Regions from separate parts of the Mus musculus genome. Here all the other regions are linked to region 4. Evidence: chromatin loops called from intact Hi-C (ENCODE). Cell type or tissue: left cerebral cortex. All regions are shown on one strand.

Region 1 (4,000 bases), 210 kb before region 4:
GTGACTGTCTGATTCTATTTTTCAACATCAAGAAAATTTCTGTCAGGCCCTCTGAAGATTCTGATTACTTCAGTTCATATTGAATTTTTCATCTACAAGGCACAGACAGTATCTATTGTCTTGACAAGGCCAAAGTCACTTTGAGCACTCATTCCTGACCTTTGAATACCATAGCACAAAGTAGCTACATGTGGGATTGACTGACAGCAATGTTAGATGTGGGACTCAGAACCATGCGTATGCTAAGTACTCATCTACTGAGCTACATCTTCAACCCTTTGTTATTGTTGCTATAATTACTTTCATTTTGGAGCAGAGTCTTGCTAAATTCTGCAGGCTGTACATGAATCCTCTGGGTAGACTACATGGGCTTGTAAGGTGAGATCTTTCTGCTTGAGCTGCCCAATTAATGGAGTTTACCATCATGTGCCATCATGGGTTTTTTGTTTCCATTTTTGTTTTTATACTTTCTGTGTTCATCACAACTCTATGACTTCCCTCTAATTCTTGTTTTGAATATTTTGAGAACATGATGCATTGATACTTATTATATTCGCTGTACTATACAATAGACCTCTTGAATTTACTCTTCTAATCTAACTGTAAATTTGTTGATTTGACCAACATTCCTCCATCTTTCCAAAACCGTACTCATGAAGAGGTCAGCTCAGGAACTTTAGAAAATTCTACAGGACCCCTCCCCTCTGGAAGGGAGGGACTAATTACATTCCTCAGACCACAGGGAGGAGGAACCGACCACCAGATCTCATAGGCACATTCTGCTATCATTGGCCACCCACCTCATTCCCTATAGACCAATTAGTTTAAAAGTCATACTTTTCTGCGAATCACATTGTGCCTAATGGCTGCTACTTGTAGAACTGTATGGCTCGCTGGACAGGCTACGCATGGCCTTTCTCTCTCTCCATGTGCAGGGCGACCTCAACATGTTGAAACAATAAATCCCTCTTGCTATTTGCATTGATTCCCATCTCTGTGTCATTCACTCAGGGAGTCCCTACTAACCTAAGGCTCGCCAGAGTCTTACATTCACAACCACTATAACTACCACTCTGATATTGCATTCATAAGTTCAACATTTTCAGATATCTCCTATAAGTGGGGTTATGTAGAAGTTATCTTTCTACATTAAATTGAACAGTATATATCCATTATCCAGTTATCTGTTCTTTCATTCTTTCATACCTCTGCTCATTCCATACTCTGCCTAATTTAAAAAGTGCTGCTGTAAGAAACATGGGCTTGTGGATATCTCTTTGACATATGAACATCTATTTCTTGGGGGTAGATTCCCAGAAATGATATTTCATGATCCAGGAAGTGTTTAATCACAAACAGATGAATTGTCGTCATCAGCAGGAATCACATTTCTTTAGAAGCAAAACAGGAGGAGAACAGAGATTAGAATTTGGGTGAGGATTAGTTGTCCAAATAAGGCAATTATAGGGCTAAGAACAAGGAGCAAAGGGCAGACAACAACTGGAAATCAGGAGCAGAAAAACCATGAGGCAGGAAGCAGTTAGTTTGAGTGTGGGATATAGAACTTGAGGAGACTAGCAATGACGGAAGTGGGAGTGATGTTTGCTGGACTGGCTCAACTTTCCTCTGAGAATACCTCTGTTGATCTCAAAGGGAAAATGTTTAGTACACTGTGTGTGTGTGTGTGTGTGTGTGTGTGTGTGTGTGTGTGTGTGTGTGTGAATGTTGAACTTCACTTTAATTTAGTAATGGCTCCCAAGGGAATGGGCAGCTGGTAAAATGGAGTGCTTTGAAATTCCCTTGGTAAATATTCCAGAATATGGAAATAGAATCCTTGCTCATTCCTTGCCTTCTTGGCACTCTTTAAAAACAAAAAGAATATTTATATCTATGACTAACGGTTCATTTATAGACTCAGCCCTACTCCTCAAGCTATAGAGTGATTTTTAAAATGTGCGAAAATGTTAAAAGTCAGTTTATTTTGATGACTACTTAGGCTGAGTTTGCATTCAGTTTAGCAAAGCAAAACAACATGTTCAATAGGAATGCAAAGGTATTATAAACAACCTAATAAGCACAAGGTTGTTTTCATTTGGTTCATATTAAAAGCAGACTTAAAGAATTATGTAAATCCATACTTAATACCAAATATGTTTATGTATGTACATTGCATTGTCAATTCATAAATATTAAGAAGCTTTCTGAATAAGCTACCTTACTGCCTCCTAGAAGGTGTAATTCTAACTATGTAACAGTTTAGACAAGCCAGGCTTAGTCAAGTTGTATCTATATACATAAGCACCTTTTTCTACATTAATTTAACAGACTAGAAATCAGTAAATACAGTTGTTTTGGATTTTGGTTGTTGCTGTTGTAGTGTTTACAATGGTAAATTACTGATCTGACCAAAGTCCTTGTTGGTCTGTAGTGTGCGTTGTTACCAAGAAGACAGTGAGAAAAGGGGAGCCCAACAGTCAGTCATTTTAGACTGCTGGCTGATTTCCCTAATAGAATTTAAATTCAGACATTTTAGAGAATGGGTTCTATTTATACTGGCTACAACCAGTTTATAAGAAAAGACATAACAACATAGAAAGAGATTTGGTTATTTTTTTCAGTGTAGCCAATAATTTGAGACACTGCCGCCAACATTATTGAAGGTTGACTCATCTTGTTTTGTGACCAGGGCAACCCCTTCATCATCCTTAATGTCTACATACTCTTAGCGGTGCTGTTCTCTTCAAGTTAATTTAGACAGAACTCCTAAAGGAAGAGTGAATGTAATACATTAAGTATTGAAGCAAAATGGAAATGATCTGGAATAGAAAAACTAAAGCGTGTGGACAGAAAGAACAGTTCCTCTCATACAGTCAAAGTGGAACTGAGAGCGTTAGTGAAACTGGGAGATGCTAAGCTTTAGATTTCAGGCTGTATTTTCTTTACTTTGCAGTTTAAATAAGCATCCTGCATGCAGATGGATAGGGTTTGTAATTCGATTGGAATGTTGTGACTACACCTGTTGTTCTTATTATGAATGCCTAATTCTTACTTGAAACTGTTTGTCACAATAATATCCTGTAGCAAAGACTTATACCAGGTAATTGCTTGGCATGTAAACAGTACAATGCTCCTCTTAGCTGTTTTAAATGGGATGTCTTCTAATTTTATCACCTCCCTTTTGTTCATATATTACCCGAAAGGTAAATAAGAACCAGGGAGAAGCCTCCATTTGTTATCATCCCTTCTACTGTAATCTGAAATTAACAAGCAATACTTAATGCTCGCCATTTCTCTGGGCTTATAAACATCAGCTCCCATTGTTTTCACACAAAGTGAAAAGAATATTGAGTTGAGACTTTTGCTGTGAATACTCGGAGCTGGGTTTGTGAAATGCTCCTCTGATACTACACCGAAGAGAGTACTGTCCTCTTCATATTGTGTTTCACCCTGAGTTGCTCAGTGCTCACCCGGCAGGGACAGAGCGTAGAGGTGTGGTTATTACCATCCTTGTTCTTGAGACTCTTAAAACCTAGCAGAAAAAAAATCAAGAAAAGAATAGGTTTATCTGGGGGTACAATTTGGGGTATATTCCCCACATGGTGAGAGTGGCTGGTTACATTGTATTTCCAGTCAGGAAGCGGAGAAAGATGAACACCAGTCACTGGCACTCAGATGTAGCTTTCCTTCCATTCTCTGGAACTACACACAGCCTTGGAAATGGTGGCTCACATATTTAGTGTGTGTCTTCTTACCTTAATTAAAGTAATCTAGACACTACCTCCCCGACACCCCCAGAAAGTTGTCTCCAAGATTGATCTAGATCATGTCAAATTGACAATCAAGATTAGCATCATCAGAGGCAAGTGTGGACTTCACTCTGTTCTCTTTCCTTTTCTATTTCTCCCCTCCCTGTTTCTTTCTCCATCTTTTCATCCTCCTACCTTCCAACATTGACAGAAGAATCCCTATGAGCAATGCACTCACTTCATAATTAACAAAT
Region 2 (4,000 bases), 63 kb after region 4:
ATGGAAGGAGAGAAGAGAGGGTACCAAGTCCAGCTTGTGAGAAACAGAATGACATGGTTTCCACCCTGGACCAGAGTCAGCAGGGCATGGACCTCCATGAGTGTTGATGGTTGCTGTGGGCATAAGATTTGCTTGTATAATAATGTACATATTTTTATGACCTTCCTTCGAGGAATGTCCTCTCTGCTAGTATCAATGACAATCAGAAACAGCATCCAGGAGGCAAGTGTGTGTCTAATGTCTCAGCCAAATGTTAGAGGTCTGTGACCTTCAGGACAGCCCTTAAAACTGTGTGAGAGAATGATGAAAACATGAGTCCAAAATATATAATTTCTCAACTATACAAAACATAAGGGTGCAATATGAGTTATATGAGGAGCTTCACAGACCTAAAAGAGCAGAGGCAGCTGCACTATGAGCTAGCTTGCCAGAAAGATACAAAGGAAAGAGATAAAAAGACTTAGGGAGTGGTGATCCCATGGCAAGATTCCACCCAGCTAAGTTTTTTTGTTTATGCTTACAAAGGCAGGCAGATTCCTGAGTTCTAAGGTCAGCTTGGGACAGAGGAAGTTTAGGTCCAGGCCCAGGCATTGAAGGAATAGTAATTCCAGGGCAGGGTCTCACCCGCCTATCTTATTGTTTGTGCTTGTACATGCTAACTCTTCTTAAGAATCTGGGGGCTGGGATAATGGGCTGTTGATTCATAGGATGATCTAAAGGGAACCTAGAGTAATTACTGATCTGATATGTAAGTAAAAGACTGTTTTTTTTTATCTGCAAAAGATGAGCTATCCAGAAGATTTTTAGAATTCAAAAAAAGCTGTCTTGAGCAGAAAGATGTCTAGAGATCTCCAGAGAAAGCTGACAAAAGAGAGAGATGAAAGGGGGGAGAGCAAGAAGGAGAGGGAGAAGGAATCTAGAAAGCTATCTCCAGCAGAACATAGGCCATCAGCTCTTAGCCCATGATTTGATTTTGAGTTGTTTGTTTCAAAGCTCCTTCTCTCATGAATCCCTCTCCAAGATGAGGCTGGTCCTTGGCAAGAGGGTCAAAGCTGGAGTAACAGAATCCATTATACATAAAGCCTAAGAACAAATTTAATATTCAAAGAACACATACGTATGTTTGGGCTAGAGCTGTAGCTCAGCTGGTAGAGTACCTACCTAACATGCAAGAATACCTGGGTTCAATCCCCAGTAATATTCAAGCTAGTGTGCTTCTTACCTATCATCCACGATCTGAGGAAGTAAAGGCAGGAGAATCATGAGGTCAAGGTCATATAGGCTACATAGGGAGTTTGAGGCCCACCAGGGGTACATGAACCCCTGTCTCCCAATAAAACAAAAATAAGTATGTTGAAGACGTTTAAAATAGAAATGCTAACAGAAGTATAATGTGAAGAAAATACATATTTGATCAAAATGTTGTTTTGACATATCTTTATACACATTTATACAGAATAATGTGGAAAGGGGCCACCCTGATGGCTCTGCAGGTCAAAGCCCTCGCCTCCAAGTCTGATAGCCTGAGTTTTAAAGCCTAGAATGTGGAATGCATATGACCCTGCAAACTATCCTGTGACCTCCTCATGCATGTGCTATAAAAAGTAAATGGAATATTGAAAAACATAAAGAAAAATGTGGAAGTATCAACATATTGGCCAGTGATTGTCTCTGGATCCTCACCAAAAACATTCTGGAAATAGGTCTCTACTGGTGTGGCCTGAAAGATTTGTTGGTTTACTTAACTAACGATTGTAACTAAGGGAATAACATGCAGCCCTGGATAAATGACAAGACTAGATAGAGAGTGTGGAGGGAGAGGGAAAAAAAACCGAGATGGTACAGAGTGAACAGTGAGGGGCCCTAATGAATGTCACCAGGCAAAGCTGAGCCATGTCCACTCCAGACTTCTCATCCAGGGCTTTCCTGCCAGAAACTTGAGCACTGTGCATTTATTTACATAATGCACAAGACCAAGTAGTGCCACACGGCAGAAGCTCATTGTTTAAAAACTCCCTTTCACTCTCCACTTATTTACAGTGACATTTGCTTTGCTTCGCTTATGGCTCTTAAAATGCCAACCCAGCTGTATGAAGTGGTTGTAAGTTTGAATCCCTGTCATGAAAGCAATTTTAGTAAAAATAAATAAGCCTTGTAAAGGATGTATTTACTCAAAAGCAGAATCTTTGCCAAGGAAACCGTGAGAAGGAAAGGATGGCCATCTAGTGGCTACAGTGTTTCCTATCAATGTGAAAACTTGAAGGATTTGGAAACAGATTGACTTAAGGGAGATTATTCTATCAGCAAGAAGAAATAAAGTGATTTAAAATTAAGCTTGGCGTGATAGCCATGTCTGGAATCCCAGCAGTCAGGAGGATTGAGTCAAGGGGATGAGTTGTGGTTATCTATGGCTACATCTTGAATTTGCTGCTAGCTTAGACTGCATGAAACTGTGTCTCCCTACCTGCTCCCCTCCTAAAAATATATGTTGATGTTGTTGTTGTTGTTTTTAAAATAAAAATCATAAAAGATGAATCTGGAAAATCCATCAAGGAAATGATTATATAAAAATCTCCTCTCACCCCCGTCATTAATGTGTTACATTAAACCTGGCTCCTGTCTGGGCTTCGTGAGAGTTTTTTTTTTTTCCCTGTGGGGGGTGTTAGTCAAATTTCTGTTGCTGTCTTTCACAAATTGAAAAAATACAAGTATTTAATTCACACTGATATAACTATTAAGTTTAATATCCAGCCATGTGACCATAGCTTAGCTATGTAATATTAATTGGAGAAGCAGAGTACCCAAAGGTCTTAATTACAGTTTCATTCCTGTGAAGAGACACTATGACCAAGGCAACTTTTATAAAGGATAACATTTAACTGGGGCTGGCTTACAGGTTCAGAGGTTTGGTCCATTATCATCATGGTGGGAAGCATGGAAGGTTCCAGGCAGACATGGTACTGGAGAAGGAGCTGAGAGTTTTACATCCTGATGCAGAGGCAGCCAGGAAGATACTCTCCTGTAGGCAGCTAGGTGCCTTCCATACTGGACGGGGCTCCAGCATTAGGAGCCCTCAGAGTCTACCTATACAGTGACACATTTCCTCCAACAAGGCCACACCCATTCTAAGAAGGCCACACTTCCTGTGGGCCAAGCATATTCAAGTCACCACAGCGAATTTTTTTTTACATATATCTCTCAAATTTAAATCACATATAATATCATTTTATAAGGTTAAAATCAACTAAAATAAGAAATATATTTTCTTTATCATGACATACACACGTTGTACTGGCTATTTTGTGTCAACTTGACACAGCTGGAGTTATCACAGAAAAAGGAGCTTCAGTTGAGGAAATGCTTCCATGAGATACAACTGTAAGGCATTTTCTCAATTAGTGATCAAGGGGGAAGGGCCCCTTGTGGGTGGGACCATCTCTGGGCTGGTAGTCTTGGTTCTATAAGAGAGCAGGCTGAGCAAGCCGGGGGAAGCAAGCCAGTAAAGAGCATCCCTCCATGGCCTCTGCATCAGCTCCTGCTTTCTGGCCTGCTTGATTTCCAGTCCTGACTTCCTTTGGTGATGAACAGCAGTATGGAAGTGTAAGCCGAATAAACCCTTTCCTCCCCAACTTGCTTCTTGGTCGTGATGTTTGTGCAGGAATAGAAACCCTGACTAAGACACAAGTAAAAGTCATAAATAAAATGGTAAACAAGAGGGTAATTCTTGCCAGGCCTGGTAGCATTCCCAGGTATTTGGGAAGTCAAGCATGATCTACTGGGCTACAAAATGGGTTCAAGGCCAGCCTAGGCAATGTAGTAAAACCCTGTACCTGTTTTTGAAATTTTATTTTTTTATTTAAAAAGGTGGCAGGTGAAGAAGTGGGGCTACTGCCCAGTGGTAGAAGTCTTACCTGATGTGTGTAAAACCATGAGGAAAGAACAAAGAGGGAAAGTCTGTGGTTTACAGAAACAAAGTTGTCATTCTCCAGTTTACAAACAT
Region 3 (4,000 bases), 1.8 Mb before region 4:
AGGGCTCTGTCAGTGTTTCTCCACAGTGTCTAGTCTGGAAACATTTGTCAACTATGTGTTTGAAGAACAGCTTAAAAATAAGCAAGAGGGACAGGAAAGATAGGGAGAGATAGCTCAATGGGCAAGAATATTTTCTATAAAAGCATGCGTACATGAATTCAAGCCCCAGGAGTCATAAAAATTGAGGCACCTTGTTGGGAACAAAATAAGGGGGGAGGGGGCGCGCTGGGAAGGCCCTGGGGAAGAAGAGGAAGGAAAATGAGCCAAACATCTGGCCAGAGTTCCTGTGCAGGCAGAAGCAGGCAGAGCTCCTGGCGCTTTCCACTCAGCCCCAGGTGAACATGCCTGACCCACGAAGTTGGGTGGTGGTGGTGGTGGTGGTGGTGGTGGTGGTGGTGGTGGAGGTGGAAAAGGGGCAGCCCCTGACCGACGGGGACCCAGGAGCTACCTTGCTAAAGAAAGCCCCGGGGTTGTAGGAGAGAGGGATGAGGGAAGGAGTTCCCAACACTGGCAAGAGGGTGCAAAGCAGATCTAGATGGAGCAGAGACTCTCTATGGTTTAAGATCTTTATTATAGAAAGGCAGGAGGGAAGTGAGAAGGGAGAGGGGGAGAGGCTATCCAGAAAGAGAGAGAAAGAGAGAGGAGGGAGGAGAGAAGAAGACAAAGAGAAAGGAGAAGGGATAGAAGACAAAGAGAAGGGAGAGAGAGGGTGAGAGAAGTGAGAGGTAAAGGAACAAAGGAGTAAGAGTAAGAGATGGGGGCTGAACAGCCCTTTTTATGGTCTTCACTGTTGCTAGGTAACTGGGGAGGAGTTTAGCCTGAAGGTCAGAAGCTTGGGCCGCTGCTTACGTGACTACTGACCATGCTTCTCTTGCAGGGAGCTGTGGAAAGTGGTACCTTAGGCAGGGGCCAGAGTTCCAGGAGCATGAGGGAACGCCTACTGTGTTAAGTAGGTGAATTATGACCAATGGGGTTCAGACCTCAGCTCAACTGGAGACCAGCCTGCAATTCTCCACAGCACCTGGCATATTCTAGTTTCTATGTACAAATGCATACTAATACACACCCATGTGCACACAACCCACCCTTACATGAAAGATTTTTTTTTAAAGTAGGTGTTGGCTAGTTTTATGTTAACTTGACACAAGCTTAAGTCATCTGGGAAGAGGAAACATGTATTAAAAAACTGTCTCTTTAAGATCAGGTTGGATGCAAGCCTGTAGAACATTGCATCTTAATTAGTGATCAATGAGGTAGGGCCCAGCCAATTATGAGATGAACCAACCCAGGGTCTGATGGGTCTGCATGCTATAAGAACTCAGGCTGAGCAAGCCATGTGAAGCAAGCCAGTAAGCATCACTCCTCCAAGGCCTCTGCATCAGCTTCTGCCTCTGGTTCCTGCCCTGTTTGAGTTCCTGTCCTGGCTTCCTTCGCTGGTGAACAGATGATATGGAAGACTACGCTGAATAAACCCTTTTCTTCCCACGCTGCTTTGGTCATGATGTTTCTTCATAAAAGCGATAACTCTGACTAATGCAACTCAGGAATAAAATTAATTCAAACAGTACCTTAGTTATGGATGAGTCAGAGTCAAATCTATCTTACCCTCTGTACCTTTTTTCTTGAACTTTCCTGGACAAAGGCATCATTTGCAAAAAGCAAGAAAAAGTATTTTAAAACATTAAATTCAACTAAATATAATTATATAATTTCCCCACCTTCCTTCTGTTTACACCTGCCAATCCCCCTCCTTCTCAAATTCATGACCCCTTTTAACTACTTTTGTTTTACACATATTCACACACACACACACACACACACACACACACACACAGAGGTTTATTTAGTGATGTTTGCCTGTAAATATTTTTAGGACTGAGGGTCAGTCATTATTGTTGACGTCCTATGAATCTTAGATATAGGAGTAGGAGGGTTTCAGCTGAAAACTACAAAAACAATCTACTTTAGTGGACACGAGTAATGAGAACTTCATGGTCAAAAGGTTTTATTTCCTGATTCCTGCAGATGGCGCTAAATCCTTAGCTATTTTCACAATTCCCGGGACAGGGACTGCCTGCTCATAGCCCTAGTGTTTTCTGATAAAGGTTCCTAATTGTTTTAACAGTAAGTAGTGCTACACTGTGCAAGATTTAATCCTAAAGACAATTTCCTTAAATTAATAAAAACAAACAAACAAACAAGCAAAAAACAAAACAAACCCCAAACCCCCACGTTTTGGCAACTGACATCTGTGGCTTTGTCCTAGTCCTGTAAGCGTCTTTTAATAGAAGTGACTAAGGATATTGCTTTCCTGTGCTTTTATCAAAGGTCATGTTGGACTTGTTTTGCTTTTTTTATTTTTCCCATAAAAATCCTAAAGCTGTAAAAGTGCCCATTATCCATTGTTCCTACTCGCTTCCATTCCCGTGTCGCTTTGTTTGGCTGAATGTCCATCTATGACAACGATAGGCGTTCATAGTGTTCCCCTTAGTCAGTTAAGGAACACTGCATAGCTGTGTACTGAGGAGCACTTTATTATTGCCCCATATGGTTCCAAGGGGAAGTTAGAGTACAATATGACTCACCGACGGGAAACTCAAAAAAAAAAAAAAATCCCAGCCGAGCGAGCGAGAGGGAGAGGGAGAGGGAGAGGGAGAGGGAGAGGGAGAGGGAAGAGGGGAGAAGAGGGGAGAAGAGGGGAGAAGAGGGGAGAAGAGGGGAGAAGAGGGGAGAAGAGGGGAGAAGAAGAGGGGAGAAGAAGACGGGAGAAGAAGAGGGGAGAAGAAGAGGGGAGAGGGGAGAGGGGAGAGGGAGAGGGAGAGGACAACAACAAAATTGCTGGGTTTGAGTCAAGAGTGTGTCTTCCTGACACTTGTTGTTTATTGATTCCAGAGCCTAGCAAAGAGGTTTTATGCCTTCAGGAAGAAATCATAAAATAATGCTTAAGGGTGTCTAAATATCAGAGTTAATGTAAAAATGTTTTTATTGGGCAGATTTACTCATGTTTGAGAAAACATTTTAAGTTCTCCAACAGGAAATAGACATGTCTAATTTCTCAACAATAAGGAAGGGGAACCTTCAAAAATGTAATAATGTATTTTACGTGTTCTCCCCCCTCCTCCCATTTTCCTGACCAGATTTTATTTCTTCAGTTAAATAATTCTAGCCAAAATGAAATCAAACCAGTGAACAAACAAACAAACGTCTGGAAAAACAAACACTACAAAAAGAGGTAGGAGGAGTCCCTAAGAATGGATAACATCCCGCTTGGAAACAACCAATGTGCTTATATTGGTCTTCTGCACTCTTATCCTGAGCTTCAGACAGCTATAAATATTTTGAAGTTCATACAGGATCCATGACTGACTTCAGAGTAAATTCCAGGCTCCATATTTTAAAGTTATATATTAAAACATCTAGCATTCTCAAGTACTTTTTAATGCTATGGCATCCTCAATAGTCCATATTTTTCAAATGGATTGATACATAAATTTGAAACATGACTTCATTTTATTGATATATGAGTTTTAATTTATATTTCAACTAATACACAAAATATTACAGTACTCAATTTTGTGGACTAGTTAACTAACATTAGCATCATTTATTATTAGTTTATACTATTTGGAAAATGAAAGAAAAGAAATATTGTTGGTAAAGAGGCAATTTATGAAATATGTGTTTATTAAGTCAGCAGTTAGGATTATAATTTTAAAAATAATAACATTAAACAATATCAAAGTTATATGTATTATTACACAAATAATTCCCTGCTTTGATTTATTGGGAGTTTCTAAATGGCACCTTCTTTGTTGTGCATTTTTCTTAACACTCCATTAAAATAAATAGTGTCCTAGTCAAAAGGTACCCTTCAGGTCAGTTAAGAATTTTATACTGGTTTGCAGAAAGAACTGAATTACCGTTTGTAACTGGTGGTGGCCGTTTGTAACTATCTGAACTTCATATGGTTTAAAGGCCTTTGAAATAATCAAGAAATTGA
Region 4 (4,000 bases):
TATGCAGGAAATTGACATAATGACAGAGTTGGATGTGTTCTCGGCCCTGGGGTTCTAATATGCCTGATTTCAGTCAGCATGCATAAACGTGGAGTATTCAGGGTCTCCGACATGATGAGGAGTTTACGGAGACTGGATTGCTTCTAGAAACACCCAAGACAACGAAACATGGCATGATATGATTGCCATGGTAACGAGGGTATTCCAAATGAAAATCACTACGGTGCATCACTAATTTAGGGCTCCACTAAACACCAAATAATATTTCTCTTAAGAATGCTGAGCTGTGGTTCCTGGTAATGCAGGGTCCTGTAGCAAATGCCACACTGCAGAAGAAAAGTACAGGGGAAATTCTCCGCATACTGTGCAGGGTTACTGTGGATACCCCAAGGGTGGGAGTCAGACCACATCCACTCATGGTGGTTCATTTAGAGAAGTTCTTAATATATTGCAACTGCGACATACACTAGTAATTTTCCAAACCTGGGATTTGGTTTAGAAATCAGCTCAAATCTGGTTGGCCCTTGTGTCTAGTCTAAGCTGAATCATTATTCCTGCATGTGGCTCAAACCGCATAATGGTATAAGAGGTGCAGGCATGAAAGGAACGTGTTAGAGGCACAGCTAGGAATCCGCAGCCAAGAGAGGCCCGATCCTGTCTATTTTCACACCCTGGCTGCTCATTGCATATGCAAAGAAGCAGCCTCAACTTTCTCAGGTCACACAGCATCAGCCTCGTGCCTCAAGCTCTTTTTCATTTTATTTGGATTGGTTCAAAGAAGAGGCTCCTTGCAAATCCTAATTCTCACCTCTGCAACGACAGGGCTAAATTAAAAGAAGAGCATTAGTCTGGTTTACTTTTCTTTCAGGGGTTTTCTAAGAAATGTTCCCTTCTATTTCTGCCCTCTGGTTCCTTTTTGTCTCCCTTAATAGTTGCCCACTGAAGGTCAAACACAGAAGACATGAAGCATAATGCGAACAGCGGGGATCCCAGAGACACACAGCCTGCATTCCGAAATCTACTTTGACTTTGAACTTGGCTTTGGAAAAGTTACAATTTGTTTTCAACCTGATCAGTAAAATCGAGGTCAGCTACATGAGAGGTGACTGGGGTGTGTCCGGTGTCCTGTCCATGCCCGCTAAGTGCTTGTCAGTCTCCATATGCCCTGCAGCCTACCTGAGGATTGAATGGGGTCCTTATGCTAGACCAAGTGGGAGCCTTTAGAAATCTTATAGACCCATTAGAAATCACCCTTACACTGCCCTGGAGAGTATCCGAGGGTTCTGTCCACAGGGGGTAAAAACGAGATCCTCCCTCATTAAGGCTATGCTATTAACTCGGAAGTTCTTGCACATTCGCTGAATGAACTTCCAAACAAAAAATAAAAAATTCTGTAGCTTAGAATCATAGTTTTCCTAAATGCTGAAATAATTTTATGCCATTTCCCCTACTAATTACCATCTCATTATTATTAGAAGAACGCTTTCCTTGAAATCAACACAATTTTTGCTCTAGTTCATTTTAGCCGCATGGCAGGAGGCCTCGGTGACTCCCATTCAGAGGAAGGTAGCGACACCTAGTGGTGTCTTACTCGAGATGCAATCCTTTCACTTCTACCTGGTTGGATGCCAGTATGAGGGTTGGCTCCTAGGAACTCAAAACATTAGTAAATACTTCGTTGCCTTGTGTTAGAGTCTTCCCGAATATATGCAGATAGTAAAATAAAATAAATCCTTGAGCATCTGAAGTTCTTGAGAACACTTGACCTCAATGAACCTGATCCAAAATCCTCTCTGCGATAAGCTCCCTGGGTCATCAGACAAAATGGATTTCCTATCCCCAGGAGTTTATGAGTTGTCACGGCAACCAAGAAGTTCTTTCTTTTGTTTTGAGGTGGTGTCTCATATATCCCAGGCTAGCCTCAAACTCATTATATAGCATGGAGGCCTTTTAACTTCTGCTCCTTCCGTACTCCCTTGCAACTTTGGATTACAACCTTGTTCACACGGTGCTAGGGAAGGAGCCCAGAGCCCTATGCATAAAATTATGTGTGTGTGTGTGTGTGTGTATTTAACTTTAAATGAACTTCCATTCTTTATGTAATAACTTCCTAATGAAGCCAACTATAACGTGGGAATTATTAATTGAACATCCTTCATTTCACAGGGACTTTCTGCCTACACCCTTGCATGATGAACTAACTAGTGGGTACTGCCATCATTTCTCTGCATCCTGAAAAAAAAAAGCTAACACGAGACACAGAAGAGGCCTAATAGCTCTTCATATTCTGAAAGCAGGACTTTGTGATAAGGAATTCTCAGTGGGAAGAGTCATGTGCATGTTCCCCGCACAAACACAGACCGCAAAGATGTGGATTATAAGTGAATCATTAATAAACATGTGTGCATACTCTTCTGTTGGTTGGATTGATCCCTTTCTCCTTAATCTCTCACTAAAATCACAGTTATGAGGTTGGAGGAATGGCTCAGTGGTTGAGAGCGCTGGCTACTTACTCCTTCTGAGGACCTGGGTTCAATTCTGAGCACCCACACGGTGACTCACAACTTTAGTTCTGGCAACTTTGGGTGCTGCATGCACAAGGTGCACAGACACACGTGAAGGCAAAACACCAGCACACATAGGGTAAAAACAAATAAATCTTTCAAAAATGCAAGATGATGATAGTGCAGTGGGTGATTTTGCATTGTGGAACTAAGATATCACCATCTTGCCTGATGAGAGACTGTCTTTGGAGCAGAGGAATTCTTTTTTAATGCTAGAACAGGAGAGCACAGTATGGTCTGTATCCATTTTTTAATACTAGGTCTTGTGTAGCATAGGTGTGCATTGACCTCGATATGTAGCTAAGAATAACAGTGGACTTCTGATCCTCCTGTCTACATATTGCACATGTTGGCATTGTGGACGTATATCGTCAAGTGGGATGCATGCTAGCTAGGCATGTTCTACCAATTAATCTCCATTTCCTAAGCCCAAGAACTCACTGCCTCCAGTGATTCTTTCTGAGGTGAGAGTGTCCTCATTGGATCTCACTGTTTACCCTTCGCCTAGGAATGTCCCCTGCCCTTTGTAGAGCCCCTTGCCAATACTGTTCTTACATTTATCTCTTCATTATTCACCAGAGATAAGCCCTTGCATCTGCATGAAATGTGGATGTACGTGGAAACCTGGAGGCTATGTGTCATAGAAAAAGACCTGACCCGGCTACATGCAATATACCTTATTTGTCCTCAGCTGTGTAGAGGCTGTCCAGTGCACACGTGGGCAGGGAAATATGTAGACAATCAAGACAGAAGAATGCCAGGAAATCAGAGCCTTGGGCAACAGCATGCATCATGCAGCCGCTGCTCAGTGGGAATAAAAGGGCTTGAGGGGTTTTTTTTTCCCCTGCTGTTTTAAAATTGATATAAATAGATGTCATGCCGCTCTGTTCTTAGCCATAGTCACCACTGGGAATGGCTGTCAAAAGCCTATTCTATTGTAAAGACGCGTGGTAAAAATACGAGTTATACATACTCCTCTTCGAGCCCGCATTATGTATGTTCTGTATTACCAACAGGATCTCCATCCAGTCCAGGACACTTGCCTTAAAATGTAATTCAGCCTGCAGCCTGGGTAGTGTCATTTTGTAAAAAGGATTATGTGCTATAAATAACCATCCCTCAAACCTAGAAGTGGGACGGCTCATGAATAACTCATGAGCCATGGGCTGAGGCTCTGCCCTTTGAATCACAGAACATGTGTTCCCAGTCTCAAGAGGGAGAGAGCCTTCATTCTGTCCCCCTTTCAAATGCTAGGCTTGGACCAAGCCCAAGTCCTTCTGGGATAATCCATTGAACTCCACACTCCTCTCCTTTCTCATCTGTGTCTTCTCTCTGGCTTCCCTGCTTCAGCGGGGAGGCAGGTTCTGGACCTAAGGGCCTGAATCAATCTCTCTCTCTCTCTCTCTCTCTCTCTCTCTCTCTCTCTCTCTCTCTCT
Region 5 (4,000 bases), 290 kb before region 4:
TATATATATATGTATGTATATATATATATGTATATATGTATATGTATATGTATGTGTATGTGTATGTGTATGTGTATGTGTATGTGTATGTGTATGTGTATGTGTATGTGTATGTATATGTATATGTATATGTATATGTATATGTATATGTATATGTATATGTATATATATGTATATATATATATAAAAAATATACATGTGTGTGTATAAAATCTCTCTCTATCTCTATATAATAGCAATGTGTATCTCAGCTTAAATAGATTATATACAAGGCACTTCTCAAGTGGCTCACATTGGGCAAACTCCTTCATTAATATTGGTATGGCTTAAATAAGAAGTACCCTCCTCCATCAATAGCTGGTGAATTAAAGATTTTTCCCATGAGGTGACGCTATTTGGAGAGGTACTGGAAAAATTAGCAGTTAGCATTTTTCTGAAGGCAGCAAAATGCATTTGAAGCTTTCATTTGGTCCCTAGACCTGTACATTTTGTTTTGCTTTTCTCATGCCATGAAAGAAGCTCTTGCCGTCATGATGCGGTAGGTCAGAATCAACATAGCCCGTACATGGAAGCCTCAGCAACCGTGAATCACCTAAACCCTAAGATGCCTATGTGAGGTATTTCTCTGCAGGGATCAATCTCATTGACATCATTAAGTCAATATCGGTATTTCTTCCAACTGTATGAAGTCTAGTGCACAAAAGTATATGGAGTATAAATGAGACAAAGATAAAAATGACGAGGTTTGTGGTTTACTTATTTGTGGTACTGTACTTTTAATCAGTATTTGAAAGTATTTTCAATGGTTGATCCCTGAGAGACGGCTCAATGGTTAAGTGTGAGTATACCTCTTATGAGGGACTTGAATTCAGTTCCTAGAATACATGTGGGGTGGCTCATAGCTGCCTATAGGTTCCGTTCCAGGGGATCTGATGTCCACTCCTGATTTTCACAGATACCAACGTTCACGTGTGCATGTCCTCCCACATATACATGTACAATTAAAAACAAAATAAATATTTTAAAAAGTGTATTACCTATAATTAGGTATATAATATTATGTGTCCTTAGGTATAAATAAAGTTACTATAAAAGAGTGTTTGGTTTTGTCTTTCTTATTTATAGCAGAAACAGATGATAAATCTCCTGTTTCCTCCTACTTTGGCTGCATCAAGATGCTACACAGAGGGACTGACCTGCATCATTTAAGTTTTTATAAGGACACCAGAATGCTCACACAATGAAGTCACCTAATGGATTCTTTCTCACATACTATTGTTAAGCAATACATACCTGCAACTAAATTATTCCCTTCAGGTCAGCTGTGATCCATTTAAGGGGTCCCAAACAACTGACATCTATTCTCTTTCTGACTCCTGGGACAGGATTAAAATATGAATTTCAATCTTCACATTATCTTCATGCATACATTCTCTCATTTCCTGTTGGTAAAAGCACATTTTAAAATTTAACTCATGTTTATGGTTCACCACCCTATAGCTTCATCTTAATTTGCACTTGACATTTTACCAAGTTGCATTTCAAAAGGCTGAGCAGAGCCCAGAAGCCAGAAGCCAGAGGACATGTGCCAAACCCAAAGAGAGAGCATCAGTCTGGGAATAAAGAGAGTCAGTCGCGTTAAAGGTAGAATCAAAGAACCCACCCGAGGAGCAAATAACAGATTCCTTAGCACAAAATAGACTTGTGAGAAACTAATTGCTACAGATTTTATCATGCCCAAAATAAAGCATGGAGAAATATCATGAGCATACTGTAATGCATAAAATCTTGACACTCATGATAAAATACTCAAAATACACACTGGGAGGATGGAGCTTGCCTGTAATGTTAAATTCTGCAAATTATTCCAAACAGCTAGCCATATTTGTGGCATCACATTGAACTGGGTGTGAGAGGAAGAGAAGAAACAAAAATAGACATTGTTCTTCCTTTTAAAAGTAGAGCCCAGAAGGTGGGTTTGGAGCCACAGAAACACTGTGGGCGATGGTGGCCGAGAGTCATGTACAGGAGCTGCTGGAATAAAAATGGCTGAGACAAATGGCCCCGTACTGAGACACAGGAACCAGAATCTCACACCCCGTATCTCCCCAGCAAAGGTCGTCTTTGGCAATTATCACAAATGACTGTTTATTGCTCAGTAGTTTGAAGGAGGCGGAGGAAAGACTGCATTCCACAAACTGTATCTTTGGAAAGGCCAGGTTGACACTGTAATTACCAGCCTTTCTCAGATCCTGCAGAGATTTCTGAAGAATTATTTTTGCATAAACTCCTTGCTCATGGCAATTCCTGAACACATCAGTCCCCTTGCTATTATTTTCCTTGAATGAAAGACTCCTGCTGGGTTAAGAGTTTATTTTAAAGCTTGCTCAGCAGCTTCAAGTGTGGCTGTGCTCTCATAGAGCAAATCCACACTGGGGAGAAGGCTTGGTTGATAAGGTGCTTGCCTTCCAAGCAGAAAGCCCTGAGTTTGATCCCCAGAACCTGTATGAAAAAGCTGCGTGTGTGACACATGCTTGCAACCCCAGTTTAGGGGAGGTAAAAACAGGAGGAGCCTTTCTGAGGCTTGCTGGGTAGACAATAGCCTATTTCAGAACAGTGTAAAACTATGTGTCAAAGGAAAATAAAAGATGGTTGGTATTTAGCCAATGATACCTGAGACTGTCCCCTAGACTAAACACACACAGACACACACACACACACACACTGAAGGGGTGAAGAGGCAGTATGTCTATAGTAGGTTTTCCTGTCCTAGCTCAATTGTTCTCTGTTAGTCACACAGCATCCAAAGCGATGGAGTATGCACTGAAAAAATGAAGGGAGGAAACTCCACAGCCACTGAATTTCAACCAGAAGGTTATTATGCCAACAGTGAGTCCTTTGATTATATTGATCAGAAACGGAGAGGAAAGTAAGAGTAAGCCAGTGGATTTCAAAGAGAGCTTGGAGTTTGGAATGAGAGCATCCCGTTCTGAGATGAGCGTCAAGTGAAATGATGGGCTGGTATCCCTGGGCCATATTTCATTAAAATCAATCCTCTAGTCAAAAGCTTAATGAATGTGTGTGCAGAAAAGAAAAAAGGAATATAAGAATTTAGGAAAATAGTGGAATTCTTCTGTGATTTCAATAGGGAAAGCAGAATGCAGACTTGGTCTGTGTAAGACATCTGGTACAGTTGACTTTATACCTGGGAAGCCACTCCTGTCTCCTTCTCCCAAAAGTTCTATATAGCCATATACTAGGGAGAAAAGGGCCAGTGGTTTGGAATGAACTAGACCCGGGAGTTTAGTTGGGGATATTTCTGTTTCACTTTCAAAGTTGTTATAAAGAAAATCAGTTCTAGTCTGAGACCCTTCTAGGATATTTCTTTAGAGGTGTCATGGTGCCCAAAATGTTTCCTTTCTCTCTAGCCTGCATGAGAAAAGGACCTTGGGCACACAGTGTGGTGTTAACAGGCAGCTCCATGGTTTCACAGATTCCTGGTCCAAACCATTTACACAGAGAGAGACTCATGTGCACACATATACACAGATGAATAAACACAATGCCATGTATGAACACACATGTGTGCTCACATACATAAACACACACACGTGTATGTGTTTGCACACAAGTTACACCCAAACCTATTTTTAAAAATAAGAACAAGAGTTCATTGGTTATGTAATATTGAGGACTGAACACAGACCCTGGCACATGCTAGGCAGGTACTCTACCACTGAGCTACACCCAGGATCTCACTAATTCTTCATATTGGCTTTTTTTTTTTTTTACACTCACAATTATTTGCTTCCAAGTGACTGTGTCTCTCATTTCCTGGTCTCATAGGCCTATCTGACTGGCCCATGGTAAAAGACCCATAAAAATTTGAAGCTACTGGATGAGTATCCACTATTACCTTTAGTCACTTTGCCATGGAAATTTCTGGGATAGTGGAAAGGAATGCAAAAGCAAATGATGCAGGAAAATACACCATCAGTAA
Region 6 (4,000 bases), 760 kb before region 4:
AAACAAGCCACACATCTTATCTCTAGTTTTGTGCTTCACTCTGAATCACAGACATTACTCTTTGCTGGACAACAGGACATGGTTTATATCTGTGCAGTATTCTGCCTGCCCTATCCTGTTTGTCCTTTCTGCTCTCTCTTCCCTGGAAGGTAAACATCTTAGGAGGTGGGCAGCTCTTTCATACATCTACTCTGACCTTTCCACCATCTCCAGCTGAAGGAAGGATCTTAGTAAGTGCTTAGCATTTTCCTGCAGACTGACAACAATGTGAAATCCTCCCCACTTCCAACCATCCAGCATCATCACTGAGGCTACAAAAGAAAAGGATGTCTAGGTGTGAGGATCTCTGAGTCTTAGAGAAGACATGGAGAAAGAGCCAGCCAGTAAGAGCCAGGAATCACAGGTAGAGAGGAGTGATGCAAACTGCCCTTGTCACAGCCCGTCCTGTGTGTGCTGTTAAAAAGTAAATGCTATAAGGAAGAGATATCCAGTGCTGGGATTGGGCCCTTAAATTTATTGTCTGTTTTAGTGTGCCTTTGCACTATTTGGCATTTGAAATTCATGGGCATTCATTTGTTTTATTTTTATAAACATGTTTATTACACGTACTGCCCTTGTAAATGCATTAGCGGTTCTATCGTTAGAGTCTAGAGCTTTCAAGTCTGTGCCGGGCCTTTTCAAAGTCAATATTAGAAAAGAAGTCGGCATGAGTTAATCACATTGTCTCTTTTATTTAACTTGTATTTGATGTATGAAATCTCTCCAGATGAATGGTAACATTTTGTTTTATTAGAGATTAGCTTCCACCACTGTTTTCAGAGAACTTTCAGGCTGGATTCTTTCCACAGGAACTAGCTTTTAAATCAGCCCCAGAGACTTCAGACTCTGAGGAGCTCAGCAAAGGGCATGTGAAGCATTTGTTTGTTGCTGCCTGAATCAGACATCCCCTTTTGAAGTCTTTCTGTTATTGGACAGAAGCAGCAGCCACCCCAGCACCTCCACAGCTGGTTCCAACGGGGCAGAATCATACACTAGAAACAGCAGAGGAATGGAAAGATTGTTCCTTGTTATAAAACCAATCAAGCCCCTTCCCGGTGACAGCAGCATCTTTGGACTTTGAGGACATTCTATCAAACACTCATCCATCTTGATAAATTTTCTAGCAGTCTTCATACTCCACTGAGGTTAAAGTAGACCAGGATGGCTTCAAAGTTACAATTCTGCTGGATCAGTCCCTCTGGTGCTAGGGTTATAGAATTATAATAGTAACACACCCTACTCTAAAAGATATATGCAAGTTTTTGAGATATACTTAATAAAAATTATGCAGTCAAGATAAACAATATGATACATATATATATATATATGTATATATATATATATATATATGTATATATATATATATATGAAAAGATTACCACAATCCAGCCAATTAGTACATCTATTCTTTTATAGTATTAACTTTGTGCATGTGTGTGTAGAACAAGAACACATAAAATCCAGCCTTTTAGCAAACTTCAAGGACATCATATACTATCTCTTAAATTTTTGTTAATAGTAGTGCATAGCACATTTGTGAGTGTGGACATGCACGTGGAAGTGGGAGGACAACTTTTGAGACTATGTTCTCTGCTCCCACTGGGGGATGTGGAATCCAGATTGAACTAACATCATCAGGCTTGTACAACAAGTACTTTACCCACTGAGCCTTCTTGCTGGCTCCCATGCCACTATTATTAACCAGAGTCAGTATCTCAAACATTATTTCTCTGCAACATACTCATCCTATAATTGAAGTGTCTACCTCTGACCAACATCTCTCCACCATCCACCCCCAGATCCTACCAGTCACTGAGTCCTGGGCACTGCACACTTTGTTTCCATAATGACAGCTGTTCTAGGTGTCTGGGCACTCATTCAGTGTTTGTCTGCTAGGTTGCCACTTTGCCAATGCTCAGTTCTAATTGTTCTTCATTCCAGAACTTCTGGGAACATGTCCTATAATATATCCCTATATTATATAAACCGTAAGCATTCAAGTAGAAAGATTGTCTATCAGTCTGTGCAGAATGAACAGTGTCATGCCTCTCACAGCTCTCTCTGTTCCTCAGCTGTTTGAACTCACGGGCAGGGCAGTTAAGGTTACTTCCATGACTCTCTGCAAGAAAGGGCAGTTGAGCCTCCAAAAGTTAGCCCCTTTCTGTTTCGTTTTTCTTATACTGTGCCATATTTAACAACAAAGTAGACTGCCCCCACATTCTCACACAGGACGCCTGGAGTCTGTTCTGCAGATTATGAGTAAGGCTTCAATTTGAACAAGAAGGGTCACCGCATTGGACAGCAGGCATCTTTCAATGAATGTGATGACTGATTGGTTGAAATTGAAAGGCAAAAGCTGATCCTGTTTTTCTCCATGTAAAAATCCCCAGGTGGTAAAGAATAAAATGGCCAGGATTTTTTTTTCCTAGGCAGATTAACTGAAGCCTACAGACTTATGGTAATAACTGTAAGTGCAGATGAAGCTGTGGGGAAGAGGAGTCTGAATTTTGGTGGTTGGTGGAGCCTAAGGTAGAGGCAATTGCTTGCTCAGGGTATAGAGGCTAGGCAGCCTAAGAAACCCTCTCCCGCTGCTGGAAAGCTCAGAAGAGTGAGCCAGTGCCTCTTTACAAATGAGGCTGGAGACAACATCGAAGTACACACTTCCCAGTATCTGGGATCTAGGACCAGAAATTAAAACCCAATCACAGCACCCAGGAACAGGAAAAGAAACAGAACACTGGGTTAAAAGCATGACCAAAACACATGGCCAACATCTGGACTAAAACACAGACCAGAAACAAGACCAGGACACAGGACAATGAGCTGAACTAAGATTTAGTGCCAAGGGTAGGACCAAAACACAGAGCCAGGATCTTGACTAAGACACAGGGCCAGCAGAAACTAGACCAGGACAAGAAGCCAGTAACAGGACCTGGACTCATGGCTAGTCAAAGAACCAGGATTGAGAATCAGCCAGGTCATTGGACTGGGACATAGGACCAGGCCCCCCAAACCAGTTTTGGTTACAGAACCAGGTCATGGTAACCAGAACCAGAACCACCAGCAACTCAGGAGCTATGAATCAGGTCACGGGACTTAGAATCCAGGAAAGACTCAGAGATGAAGACTTTAAAGAGAAGTAGATGTCCCTGCTCAATTTTGGAGGCCAATTAGACGCCTGGGTCTCACTCCAAGGAAATAAACTACTTATACAGAATCATAAATAAGGCTCTGAGGCAGTGAAGCAATCAGTGTGTAGAGTACTTCCCTCAAGCGTGAAGACCTGAATTAGATATCCAGAACTTACATAAAAATCTCTCATGGAGGCTGCTGTTCTAGGTAGGTAGAGACAGGAGGCTCCCTGGGGCTTTCTTGCCAGACAGTCTGCTTCCAGGTCCAATGAGAGACCTGTCTCTATAAAATAAGGGGAAAGTGACGAGGGAACACAACCTCATAGATTTCTAATCTCTACATGCTCACATAGGCACATGTACAGGCACAAATTTGTGCATACCTCCAAACATGCACACAAACACATACACACATACCACACACACACACACACACACACACACACACACATACACATACACACACACACACACACACACACACACACACACACACACACACTAAATAGAATCCTAACAAAGTAGGAGGTGCCTCATAGTATTGCAACTGAATATGGCACCTTTGGTTGATATCCCTGGGAGGCCTGCCCTCTTCGGAAGGGAAATGGAGAAGTAGATCTGGAGAAGGGAAAGGAGGGAAGACTGGGTGGAAGGGGGAAATAAATGAGATATATGAGAGAATAGTACTACTAGTAGCAGTAATAGTAATAATAAAAATAATAAAGAACATATTTTTCTTTGCGTTTTATAAACAACATACAGAATACATCATACTCAAAAAATGTAGGCATGGATGGGTATCTCTGAATTTATTTTAAAAGGGCCTATTG
Region 7 (4,000 bases), 1.5 Mb before region 4:
TTATTTTATGCCCTTAGAATGATCTTCAGCGAGTGTATTTGGAATGTAGAGTTTGCCAAATGGCAGACTTAGTTATTAATTTTACAGATATGTAATTTATCTATGAGTTGCTATCATTTATATTTAATGTAGTCAATGTTTGACTTCCAAAGGCTTTCATTTTAAAGGCAGAAATCAGCCCTTTGTTTGTTCCAATGATCTCCACAGATTTCACTTACGATGGAACTTCACTTTTTCTTTAGCCTGTGCAGAGCCTGGACATGTTTGAATGGTGAAGTGTTGCTATCCGGGGTTGTTATGGTGAATATCTTCACTTTCAAACACAGAGCATCGGGGATCTTCAATATATCTATCATAAAAATGACAGTCAATTGTAATATGTGGTAAATTCTAAAGGTATTACCAAGTATACATTTTTCTATTTTTTTAGAACATTTAGGAAAAATATCTGTTTAGGATTATTTTTACTAATTTTTTTAAACTAAACCTTTGAGACTCAAGCATGTGCTACAGTACATTTAAGTGATCCTAAAACTCTGTGAAAATAATTGCTGAGTTGGCCATTCTGCAGACTCCACATTCTAACAGATCCTGATAGAATTAAACGTCACTGTCCCTTTAGGAGTGGTACTAGAAGATTTTTAGCAGAAAAAAATGACAGTGGTAATAAGGAAAAATTCAAAGCATTCCCCAAAATTTGATGTAATTTGTTCATGTTCTGTGTTCTTTGTTTGGGCAATGACTCCTAGCTAACACTTTAAAAAAGAAAAAGACAAAGAAAAGATAGGCTAGTGAGTAAAAGAAAATTCACAGAAAACATATATATATCCAACTATAAATTCATGACTAGAACATATAAACAATGCTTACAGCTTATTAGGAATAAGTGACATAATTTTAAACAGCAGAAACATGACCAAATTGATAACATGTTAATAAAAAACAAAATGGGAAGACTAGCAAATATATAAGGAATACTTATGGGATTCTTAAGGATTCCTTAATATAAGAATTATAGAAAAAGAAATGAAGTGAGAATGAGATGAAGCTTTTTGCCGATTACAAGAGTACCACAGGGGATGAGGAGCACAGGGACTCCTCTTCTTTTGGTAAGTCAGGTGCATTGTGTGAGCCATTCTAGGGTTTCTTAGACATTAACTATGAACCCGTCACATGGCCTTGCTGCTTTATTCCTAGGCACTGAACCCAGAGAAATGGAAGCATACATTTATACTAACACTTATATCTTTAACTTTTAAAATAATCGAACCATGATCAATACATAGAAAATAATACTTTTAAGTCATTTTCCCATCAAATAGACCCGTACTTCAAAAGACTATTAAAATTTGAATATTATTTTATTTCATGAGAAGAGACCAAAATGATACACTCATCACCTATTTTCTAAAAATATTGGTAAAAGAGAAAATCATCCTAGAACAATCCTAAGGATTGGATTTATGAAGATACTATGGAACACTAAAGTATAATTTGGCACAAGTCTAATAAAAAGACAAAAAAATAAAATAATGTTAAGAAAAATAGACTAAGCCCATGGTGTTATTTCATGAAATAGTACTAAGATATTCAAACTTGTGTTTCAGAGCATTTCATAAAGACAAAGATCAAAATTAGGCAGTCATATCTGAAGTGGGTATTAGAGAGCCATGTACCATCTTTGGCCTCACTTGGGCTTGCTATCATTCAGGTTGATGGTGGTCATATGGTTTCATGCCTTCCTGGATTCTCATGCTACCACATTCATATTCTGATGAACCAGATCTCACATTGGCCATCTTCACATCTTGAAATATTTTCTAATGGGTCAAATGTTTTTATTCATGTTGCTACTGCTTACCTTTATATTTATGAACATTAGGAGCATCCACCACTGAGGTGTAAAAGAGTAAAATTGAAGACATTATTGAACACATGAAGCAATTTTGAGTAATTGACACAAAGAAAGCAAATTTGGAGGGAAACAGCTCATAGAGGATTCCATTAGATTTTCACCCCCATTTCCAGACTGCAAAGCTAATTTCCATGTTAAGATCACCACAGACCTTCAGCAAAGTTGCCTGTGGCTTGGTTCTGCTCATGAAGAGTTTACTATCTTTCCAGTATTTAAATATGCACATGTTGTTGGGAGCCGCCCCCACATTCGCCGTCACAAGATGGCGCTGACATCCTGTGTTCTAAGTGGTAAACAAATAATCTGCGCATGTGCCAAGGGTATTTTATGACTACTTGTACTCTACCTTTCCCGTGAACGTCAGCTCGGCCATGGGCTGCAGCCAATCAGGGAGTGATGCGTCCTAGGCGAAATATAACGCTCCTAAAAAAGGGGACGGGGTTTTCCGCCATTCTCTCTCGCTGGCATCTCTCTGGCTCTGCGCGCCCTGCGCTCGCTCGCTGCCTAAAGATGTAAACAATAGAGCGCGCGCGCCGGAGCTCTGGCTCCTAAAGATGTAAGAAGGGGGCTTTCGTTTTTGGGGCTGGGCGCTGGGCGCTTGCCCTCCTGGCTCCCAAAGATGTAAGCAATAAAGTTTTGCCGCAGAAGATTTTGGTTTGTTGCGTCTTTCCTGGCCGGGCGTGAGAACGCGATTAAGAACATGTTATTCACTTTGCAACAGCCAACGAAAATAGATAATTGTGTGCCTTAAATGAACTGCAGATATTTTTGCAGTTTGTGGCTGTTGAGGTAGGAAGGAACACTTTTCTTTGGCCTCTGAAAGGTTTCCTGTGCTCCAGTAGGTAGTCCCACCCCTATGAATATATGGGCAGCATTTATTAGACTTATCAGGTTATTGTTTAAAAATTAGACAAAATGTGAAGCTATATGGGAGATAGATTTGGGGGGTTCTAGGAGGAGCTAGACCCTAGGGAACAGGCATGAAAAAAAATTCTTTCTATACATGTTGATAATTTTTAAACACTAAATAAAAATATTTAATATTACTCTCTTCAATATAAATGTTGTTGCTTTGACAGTTTGGATATGATACTTTAGGTCAGATTAACAATGGAAACTATCTAACATGTACAAATGTAACAAATTTATTCCTTCCCATTTCTGCTATTCATGTTCTATATTAAGTGGTGTCATTCATAACTCAATTGACAGCTACAAAATCAGCTGCTTTAGAAACGTGAAGCCTTTGCCCAATAATTCTTCCCATATATTTCAGGAACATAAATAATTGAGGCTTAAAAGGAATGCTATCTTTGCTCTGTTTCAAAAGAACAAAGAGTGAATATCTTTTCCACTTCTTAAAAAGCCTTTTACATCATAGATCAAATCACTTACCTTTGAAGAAACCAATATTAATATTTCCTTTTCATCTTATAGTGCTTATACAGCAGTCCAGATGGTTTCCACTCATCTGCCACTTAGATATAAATTCTCGATATTCTTTAAAGATGTGACTCCAACTATTTTTGCTTTAAAAACTATACAAAGGCACACCAAATGAATGGCTTTCCCTAAATTATCTATCCAATCAGATGATGACAGTTAAAATCATTGGAAAGAGAACTGGATGTTCAATGCTTATTAGAGTAGTAGTCGTGCTCCCAGTTGAGCTTAAAAATTATGTCTCTTAGTAATACCAGAAGCTATACCCAGAAAGTCTCAGCAACATGACTGCCTAAAAGTGAGCTGAACAAGCATGACACCAAGGAACATGCCAAACTTCATAGTGAAAAGCCCAGCAGGCCTCAAAGCTATACAAAGACCTAGTAAAGCTGACACATTGAGAACTGGCTCTACTGGAAAGGACCACACCAATTGCTTGCCCAGTGCCAGTCAGTCCTGAAAACATACCTAATAATAGCACTATATAGTCTGAGCCGATTATATTTAGGAATACACACACACACACTCACCATGTGTGTGTGTGTATAAATATATGTTGTGTTGTTGTGTGTGTGATGTGTGTATACACATATACATAATGCATGCAATAATAGGATTTAAAAAGGAAGTCACATATTTGAA

Evidence for each region. Hi-C counts contacts between places; a loop is a spot of excess contacts. Peaks named below come from ENCODE experiments on the same cell type or tissue, not always from the same donor. Only the 100,000 strongest peaks of a DNase experiment are listed, where the experiment ranks them.
Region 1: it touches region 4 in a loop (2.8-fold over the local background); 2 of 42 quality-filtered maps call a loop at or near these places.
Region 2: a loop joins it to region 4, with 4 times the contacts of the local background. A loop is called at or near these places in 4 of 42 quality-filtered maps.
Region 3: a loop joins it to region 4, with 13 times the contacts of the local background. A loop is called at or near these places in 34 of 42 quality-filtered maps.
Region 5: a loop joins it to region 4, with 4 times the contacts of the local background. A loop is called at or near these places in 2 of 42 quality-filtered maps.
Region 6: it touches region 4 in a loop (2.1-fold over the local background); 8 of 42 quality-filtered maps call a loop at or near these places.
Region 7: a loop joins it to region 4, with 4 times the contacts of the local background. A loop is called at or near these places in 13 of 42 quality-filtered maps.

Annotation. Positions count from the first base shown.
Region 1 is chr13:6,258,775-6,262,774 of GRCm38, forward strand. No RefSeq gene overlaps it. Among named protein-coding and RNA genes, the nearest start is that of Gm35615, 29 kb to the right of the region's middle. In left cerebral cortex, no CTCF peak of the experiment used is centred here; DNase peaks (open chromatin) are centred at 1,761 and 2,852; H3K27ac peaks cover 1,466 bases.
Region 2 is chr13:6,533,566-6,537,565 of GRCm38, forward strand. No RefSeq gene overlaps it. Among named protein-coding and RNA genes, the nearest start is that of Pitrm1, 13 kb to the right of the region's middle. In left cerebral cortex, a CTCF peak has its summit at 2,229 (motif pointing left); a DNase peak (open chromatin) is centred at 2,137; H3K27ac peaks cover 341 bases.
Region 3 is chr13:4,660,490-4,664,489 of GRCm38, forward strand. No RefSeq gene overlaps it. Among named protein-coding and RNA genes, the nearest start is that of Akr1e1, 53 kb to the left of the region's middle. In left cerebral cortex, a CTCF peak has its summit at 2,038 (motif pointing right); DNase peaks (open chromatin) are centred at 2,043 and 2,497; H3K4me3 peaks cover 538 bases; H3K27ac peaks cover 251 bases.
Region 4 is chr13:6,470,265-6,474,264 of GRCm38, forward strand. No RefSeq gene overlaps it. Among named protein-coding and RNA genes, the nearest start is that of Pitrm1, 76 kb to the right of the region's middle. In left cerebral cortex, CTCF peaks have their summits at 1,582 (motif pointing left) and 3,600; DNase peaks (open chromatin) are centred at 545, 1,031, 1,132, 1,589 and 1 more place; H3K27ac peaks cover 2,681 bases.
Region 5 is chr13:6,176,872-6,180,871 of GRCm38, forward strand. No RefSeq gene overlaps it. Among named protein-coding and RNA genes, the nearest start is that of Gm35615, 110 kb to the right of the region's middle. In left cerebral cortex, no CTCF peak of the experiment used is centred here; DNase peaks (open chromatin) are centred at 1,648 and 1,939; H3K27ac peaks cover 1,381 bases.
Region 6 is chr13:5,708,965-5,712,964 of GRCm38, forward strand. All of the region lies in intron 1 of Gm35330 (a long non-coding RNA gene), which reads right to left. Among named protein-coding and RNA genes, the nearest start is that of Gm35330, 14 kb to the right of the region's middle. In left cerebral cortex, no CTCF peak of the experiment used is centred here; a DNase peak (open chromatin) is centred at 2,291.
Region 7 is chr13:4,940,510-4,944,509 of GRCm38, forward strand. No RefSeq gene overlaps it. Among named protein-coding and RNA genes, the nearest start is that of Gm40658, 220 kb to the left of the region's middle. In left cerebral cortex, a CTCF peak has its summit at 2,155 (motif pointing right); DNase peaks (open chromatin) are centred at 2,166 and 2,538; H3K4me3 peaks cover 582 bases.